Linked DNA regions of Homo sapiens: region 2 is linked to region 1. A link is a loop called in an ENCODE intact Hi-C map of the cell type or tissue named here. Cell type or tissue: GM12878. All regions are shown on one strand. Region 1 overlaps MIPEP (mitochondrial intermediate peptidase). Region 2 has its middle 140 kb from the start of TNFRSF19.

Evidence for each region. Hi-C counts contacts between places; a loop is a spot of excess contacts. Peaks named below come from ENCODE experiments on the same cell type or tissue, not always from the same donor. Only the 100,000 strongest peaks of a DNase experiment are listed, where the experiment ranks them.
Region 2: it touches region 1 in a loop (2.4-fold over the local background); 1 of 110 quality-filtered maps calls a loop at or near these places.

The regions. Positions count from the first base shown.
Region 1 is chr13:23,776,105-23,780,104 of GRCh38, forward strand. All of the region lies in intron 16 of MIPEP (mitochondrial intermediate peptidase), which reads right to left. Among named protein-coding and RNA genes, the nearest start is that of PCOTH, 110 kb to the right of the region's middle. RefSeq lists enhancers at 700-749, 1,530-1,579. In GM12878, a CTCF peak has its summit at 2,386 (motif pointing left); a DNase peak (open chromatin) is centred at 1,287; H3K27ac peaks cover 3,200 bases.
Region 2 is chr13:23,708,032-23,712,031 of GRCh38, forward strand. No RefSeq gene overlaps it. Among named protein-coding and RNA genes, the nearest start is that of TNFRSF19, 140 kb to the left of the region's middle. In GM12878, a CTCF peak has its summit at 1,715 (motif pointing right); a DNase peak (open chromatin) is centred at 3,550.

The sequences.
Region 1 (4,000 bases):
CATACTGAAACCTTAACTTTTTGCCTGCAGCTTATATCTGCTCATGTCACTTCTCTGCTTACAAACTTCAAACCTCTAAGGCCTCCCTATTCCCTCCCCAGTCATATATAAGCCTCTGAGCAGACATAAAGAACTCTTCAGGACTTGATCCCAGTCTGATTTTCAACCCCCAAACAACAGCCCCTCCCTTCTGTTCCAAGTTCCCTATCATCAAGCAACCAGGACTAATATATTCTCTAACCACTTTCTATCATACCTTACCTGTTCCTCACTCCCTCCTCCCTACTGTGGCTTAAGCTAGGGTAAAATCTGAAGCAGAAGCAACTAAGCCCAGATTAATGGTCATTTCTGACTCCACGAGGCAAAATTCAACACTTCTCTATTTATAATAGTGTTCTCACAGCACTGCATTGTATCATTTTTCACACTGTCTTGTACATGTATATATCATCCATCCTGAAAGATGTCATTCAAATGAATTAACACACATGAGGAGAAGTGGTGGTGGGATTAAATAAAAGTTGTGGTTTTAGTGTTCTAAATAATTTAGTTCTAAAACATCTCTATCGGAAAAAGGTTTTATGGTTGACTTGGGAAAGAAAGTAGAATAAGCAAAATCACTGGGCAGGATAAGTTAACATGGAGATTTTTCAAACTGTGCACCAGTATCTACTAATGGTTTGTAAAATCTGTACAGTAGCTTGTGACCTGCATTAAAAAAAAAAAAGAAGAAAATGGGACAGAAAATATATAGTGCACAGCACAGAGGGTAACTTTAGATTTGTGGTACTTTTGTTTCAGTTTCACTCCCACATATATGTACATATACACCTAAATGTACATACATGTATCTGTACAATAGATCATAATGTAAAATGCATTTCTTACTGCAGGTTTGCTCAAAATGCTTAAACGCCAGTGAGTAAACAGTTCAAGGACAGATTAAAAAATCAGTGCTACTAAAGTAAAAAGAGAAGTCAAGGATATAAAGGCAGGTGAAAATGCTTAAGATGGGTGATCTCGTGGCTTATTCTGACTTTACCCATGGGGCAAGTGGACCATAAACACAGCAATGGCTGCTGTGGCTCTCAACTCTGAGCACTTTAAAGTATTTGTGTTTCTCTAACATGGTAGCATCAGAATGCAGGGCAAGTCCCAGTGATGTGCAAGTCTCTACTGATCTTGCTTCTGTTGTTCCTGTCTTCATGATGCACTTAAAATCTGGTTATCATCTAAACAGAACAAAAGGAGTCATAGGTTGTAGGTTAAACTTATAAACTATGTTTTGCTAACCATTCTGAGATGCACCATCCTAGAAAATAAAAGACAGTGAATTTCTGAAGTAATCATAATGAACAAATAGAGGATGTGAAAGTAATTCAGATTACTGTGTTACAGTATTGTACCACAGTTAATTTCCTGGGTTTGACGGTACACATGGTTACACAGAATGTTATCACTGGGGAAGCTGGGTGAAAGGTACTTTGCAACTTACGAACATAAACTATTTTGAGATAAGAAGTTATTAAAAAATAAGATTAGAGTGTTTTGTGAATTCCAAGGATTAGTCCAATAGACTAGTTTGAGATTGACTCCACTGCAGTAATCATGTTTATTACTCACTACTGATGAGCTTAGAGCTGAATTACCTTATTTCAAATAAGCAAACTCCACTGCACCTAGTGTTACTCTACTTGCCTTCAGTACTGTGCTTCTCTAAACTAACTGTGGCAGCATATTATTCTCTAAAATATTTTAATGTATTTCTTTATTCATGTTCATTTAAATTCAATCAGGACAGAGTGTTCAACTTCTTAGAGGACATACTAAGTTTTAAGAGGGAAAATGGGTTAGAAAAAGTGGTTATGAAATAAATGTAAACTATCATTTGATTTATAGACATCTATTGCTTCCATTTAAAGGACTTAGCAGTATGAAAGGATTGTTTAGACGTACTTTGGCTTAAGTGGGAAAAAGTTATGGCTGCAATTGTATAAATCATTTCAAATACTGTTTGATTTTAGCTTTTGAGTGTCTGAGTTTTTCTAAATGTTCTGAGAAAGTCTGGTTCACTTTTCACTCTCCATAAATCAGCAAGTATTTCAAAGCTTCCCCAAGACACAAAAAAACATACACATGTGAAAAGAATGATTGCATCATCACTAAGTTAGGAATTTGAAGATAATGTATGTTAAAGAAAGCAAATAACTGCTTTCTTTTATAATTATTAAATATATACATTACAAATCATGATGTGTGCAAGACACCAAGATAAACTATTCTAGCACATTAATAATCACATATGGTCATGGAAGGCTGTTGGGGGCACGAATCACCATAACCATGCTCAAGCAACTAGCTGTGCATTATCATGGGGACCCCTGGTGGCCTGGCCAATGGCTAGCCTTGGGGAGCAGAGACTCCCTCAAAACTCACTAATGAAAGAATGCTGAACACACAGATTCCCATCAATTTTGGTCTATTTGTTTTTCTTGCTTTGACACATCCTATGTGCAACTGATTTTATTTATACATACCATTTTTATCATGTCAATTACCCGTTTTTTTCAATTCCCCTTTCAAGCTCTACATTATTTTATTATACTGACAATAATAATAATAATAATACATGACATCTGCTTAGTGTTTACTGGGTGCCAGGCACTGGGCTAAGTGCTTTGATCATACATTATTTCAGTCATAGTCCTGTGATTTAGATATCACCATCTTACTGATGAAGATCTCACGCCTAGCTCACCTGATTCTACAACACCACACTCTACAGTATGCCTGAATTATCCATCATATCTGATTAATCTCACTCTCCTCAGAGGAGCCACCTCTACTCATGTTGTAACTCCTCCACACAGAGCTTCAGCTTTGTACAACCTGTTTCCACACATAACTTTCTCAATCCTTTCTTGTTAATTTGAATATGCCCACTCTTTATCCTGGAATGTTCTCTTCTCTCAAGTACACACACTAGCACTCTTTCAAACCATAGGTCAAACCAGAAACATGCCAAATAAGGATGTTTGCCTTTTCTATTATTATTTAGCAACAGTTTGAAAGTTCAAGCCATTGAATCAGCTGAGGACAAACAGAAACGTACAGCTATTGGAAAGCAGCAGCAAAAATGTTATTTACAAATGTTGTGAGTGATGTGTATGTAGAAAACCCCGAAATTGTGGCAGGTATCAAAGATAGTATGTTTTCATTAGAATTTCCAGCCACAAAAATCAACAAATGAAAACAAGTAACTTCCTTATGTATCAGTGATAATCAGCTAGAAAAAGGTGGGAGGATAAACATCCCATTCACAACAACAAAAAACCATAAAACAAATACATTTAAAAAGGTGTATGGGGGGGGCAGTTCCAAGATGGACGAATAGGAACAGCTCCAGTCTACAGCTCCCAGCGTGAGTGACGCAGAAGACGGGTGATTTCCACATTTCCAACTGAGGTACTAGGATCATCTCACTGGGGCTCGTCGGACAGTAGGGGCAGGACAGTGGGTGCAGCCCACCGAGTGTGAGCCAAAGCAGGGTGAGGCATCGCCTCACCCAGGAAGCACAAGGGGTCAGGGGATTCTCTTTCCTAGCAAAGGTAAGGGGTGGCAGATGGCACCTGGAAAATCGGATCACTCCCACCCTAATACTGTACTTTTCCAACGGTCTTAGCAAACGGCACACGAGGAGATTATATCCCGCGCCTGGCTCAGAGGTTCCCACACTCACAGAGCCTCGTTCATTGCTAGCACAGCAGTCTGAGATTGATCTGCAAGGCAGCAGCGAGGCTGGGGGAGGGGCGCCCACCATTGCTGAAGCTTTGAGTAGGTAAACAAAGTGGCCAGGAAGCTGGAACTGGGTGGAGCCCACCTCAGCTCAAGGAGGCCTGCCTCAGTAGACTCCACCTCTGGGGGCAGGACATTGCCAAACAAAAGGCAGCAGAAACCTCTGCAGACTTAAATGTCCCTGTCTGACAGCTTTGAAGAGAGT
Region 2 (4,000 bases), 68 kb before region 1:
TACTTCTCCAGCTTCTATAGTCTCCCGCCAATTCTTCCCATAGAAGTTGTTACCAGGCCAGGCACAGGGGCTCACATCTATCATCCTAGCACTTTGGGAGGTTGAGGTGGGAGGATCACGAGAGGCCAGGAGTTCAAGATCAGCCTGGGAGACATAGTGAGATCCTGTTTCTACAAAAAAATAAAAAGTAAAAAATCAGCCAGGTGTAGTGACATACATCTGCATCTGTGGTCCCAGCTACTCATGGGGATAAGGCGGGAGGATCATTTGAGCCCAGGAGTTCGAGGTTACAATGAGCTTCACTCCGGCCTGGGCAACAAAGCAAGATCCTATTTCAAAAAAGAAAAAAAAAAAAAAAGAAAAGAAAAAAGAAGCAGTTACCTTTTCATCTAGTTTATGTAGCATCTTTGTTTTTTGTCATTCGCAGTATGCTGGAATGTAAATGCCATGAGGCTAGAGAGTTTTGACAGTTTTGTTCACTGCTGTATCCCTAGCTCCTAAAATGTAGCAAATGCACAGTAAGTGCTTAATAAGTTTATGAAATGAATATAGGAATATGTTGCTCTGAGTTCAAGGAAATTTTCAGAAACATTAACTTCATAATAATCATACCAAACTGCACTAAAGCTTCAGCTACAAATGTTAGCAGTCTTTTAATGCAAATATCCAGGTGAGACAATAAGACTCATCAGTAAGATTGCCATTGTACTTCAACACAGATGACCTTCATCTGTGTGTAGCTATTATTATTATTTTTGAGACAGAGTTTTGCTCTTGTTGCCCAGGCTGGAGTGCAATGGCGCAATCTCAGCTCACTGCAACCTCCACCTCCCAGGTTCAAATGATTCTCCTGCCTCAGCCTCCTGAGTAGCTAGGATTACAGGCATGCACCACCACGCCCGGCTAATTTTGTATTTTTAGTAAAGATGGGGTTTCTCCATGTTGGTCAGGCTGGTCTCAAACTCCCAACCTCAGGTGATCCACCCGCCACAGCCCCCCAAAGTGCTGGGATTACAGGCAAGAGCCACTGCACCTCACCTGTGTGTAGTTATAATACTTCTTTGAACATTTATTTTATAGAGTTTTCTTCATGCTTCATATCCCTCCCACTGAACCTGGACATGAATTACTGGGTACCAATGAACCAGGCACTGAGTAAATATATTTTCTTGAATCTTTGTTGACTCCATGTCTTGAATCCTGGGCACACTGGGGCAGGAGTTCGACACCCAAGGCCTTGGGTAGCTGGCCCTGTGGCTTTGCTGGGTTCAGTCCACTGAGCAGTTATCATGAGTTGGATTCTAACGCCTGTAGCCTTCCTAGGCTGAAATTGTACACTGGTGGCTCTACACTTCTGGGGTCTTGGTGGTGGTCCCACTCCCACAGCTTCCCTAGGCATTACTCTAGTGAGGACTTTCTGTGACAGCTCCACCCCTGTGGCAGGTTTCTGCTTGGGCACCAGAGAATATTTGAAAAATTATTTGAAATCCAGGTGGAGGTAGGCATGCCCCCATAGCTCTTGCATTCTGTGTGGCTGCAGAATTAACACCACACGAATGTTACCAAAGCTTACTACTTGCACCTTCCTGAGTGGCAGATTGAACCACATCTGAGTCTATTAATAGCTGAGCCATAGCTGGGGCAATCCACAGGCACTTTGGCAGAATGTGGGAAACAGGGACCAAGGCAGCTCTAGGCAGCAAGCCTCTGGAGGGCACCCCAGGCCCATCCTCTGAAATCATTCTGCCCTCCTAGATCTCTGGGGCTGTGATGGGTGGGGAAGACTCAAAGATCTCTGGAATGTATTCAGGATCTTTCTCCCATTATCTTGAATAGCATCTGGTTCCCTTCTATCCAGGGTAATCTCTTTAGCAAATGGTCACTTGACCACACCCTTGGTATTCTCTCTCAAACATGCTTTTTCACACTTTATATGGCCATATATATATACACACACACACACACACACAGACATATATATGTATATATGTATATACATACGTGTGTATATATGTATATACATACATGTGTGTATATATGCATATACATACATGTGTGTATATGCACGTACATATGTACATATGTATATACATGTGTGAGCGTATATACATACATGTGTGTATACACATACACGTGTGTATATATGTATATACATACACTTGTGTATATACACATACACGTGTATGTGTATATACACACACGTATGTGTATATACATGCATGTGTGTATATACATGCAGTGTGTATATATACACATGCATGTGTATATATACATATGTGTATATATGTATATACATATATGTGTATATGTGTGTATATATCTATATACATATGTGTGTATGTGTATATATCTATATACATATGTGTGTATACGTATATACATGTGTGTATATATGTATATGCATGTATTTGTGTATATATATGTATATATATGATTTACAGACAGGTTTCCATGGCAAACAAGAGCAGATGAAACAAGTCCAAGAGAAATGTAAACAGAAAAGACAAGTCTCAGCCAATCTCTGATGAAACAGGAATACAAACTACCCAAAGGCAACTATTTCAATCATCACAACTAAAATCCCTGAAACATGATGAGAACTACCAACTGAATTAAGACAGTGCACTTTTTTATGAATGTAATAGTCACAGGTTCATGAGACTCTAATGACACAAGGGCAGTCACTTTCTACATACAAATGTATCTCCTTGTTTAATGGTCTAGACAAGTGTTACTGCTTTAATTCATGGCCTTACAAAAAAAATTTGTATATCTTCTTCTGAATCTTGACATTTTCTGTAACCTTGGTAGCTAAGTGCTGACAATTATCTAAATGCAAACAGTTGTTGCAAAAGGATGAAATTAGTAATGATGGGTCCACTGCAGAGAGGCAAAATATAGGTTCATGAAGATTCACAACAGCAATAGGTCTAAAGCTGCCAGTCCCTTTCATGTAAAAAGACAGAAACACACACACAGACACATATATTCATACACATTAACAGACAGTGCAGACATGAAAGAGGTTATTTTCATTCATCCACAGCAAAGGCAGAGCTCTGACTTTTCCTGGTGCACAGCAGTCAATAAATGCTCACTGAATGGAAAAATAGTGCCAAATCCAAAGTTACAAAACCTATTGATGTTTAGTAGTGATTATGCCAATAAAACTGCATCATTTCGACTGAAGGGAATATGGGTGAGTTTTTCTACCATTCTTAGTAATGAGAAGCCATTCTGGGTATCTTAGTGCTAGAATTAGAATAATTTCTTGTTTCACAATTTCCTGTCTCTCAATAATTCCTCCTTTCCCAATCAATCTACGAAGATAAATTCAGGTCATTTAGGGTCCTACAAGACTGTTACAGGAAAGCATAAATATACTCCAATGTATGTATACCATCATAATTTGAATATATATAGAAAAAACAAAATTTGATAGTCCCCCTCTGGCTTGGCTTTCCCCATGCCTCTCATTAGTCATAATTGAATAGTCATTTTATTTATAGCCATAGACTTAGCAAAGACGTCAAAGTGAAACAAATCTAGTCAGGTGTGGTGGCTTAGGCCTGAAATCCCAGGCACCTTGGAGGCTGAGCTAGAAGGATTGCTTGGGCCCAGGAGTTCGAGACCAGCCTGGACAATATAGCAAGACCTGTCTCTAACAAAAAAATAAAATATTAGCCAGGTTTGATGACTCACAAATGTAGTTCTATCTACTCAGAAGGCTGAGATGGGAGGAAAAGTTGAGCCAAGGAATTCGAGGCTTCAGTGAGGTATGATTTCACCACTTTATTCCAGTTTAGGTTACAGAGGAAGACCTTGTCTTAAAAAAAAAAAAAAAAAAAAAAAAAAAAGAAGGCCAGGCATGGTGGCTCACACCTGTAATCCCAGCACTTTGGGAGGCTGAGGTGGATGGATCACTGGACATCAGGAGTTTGAAACCAGCCTGGCCAACATGGTGAAACCCTGCATCCCCAAAACACAAAAAGAAGCCAGG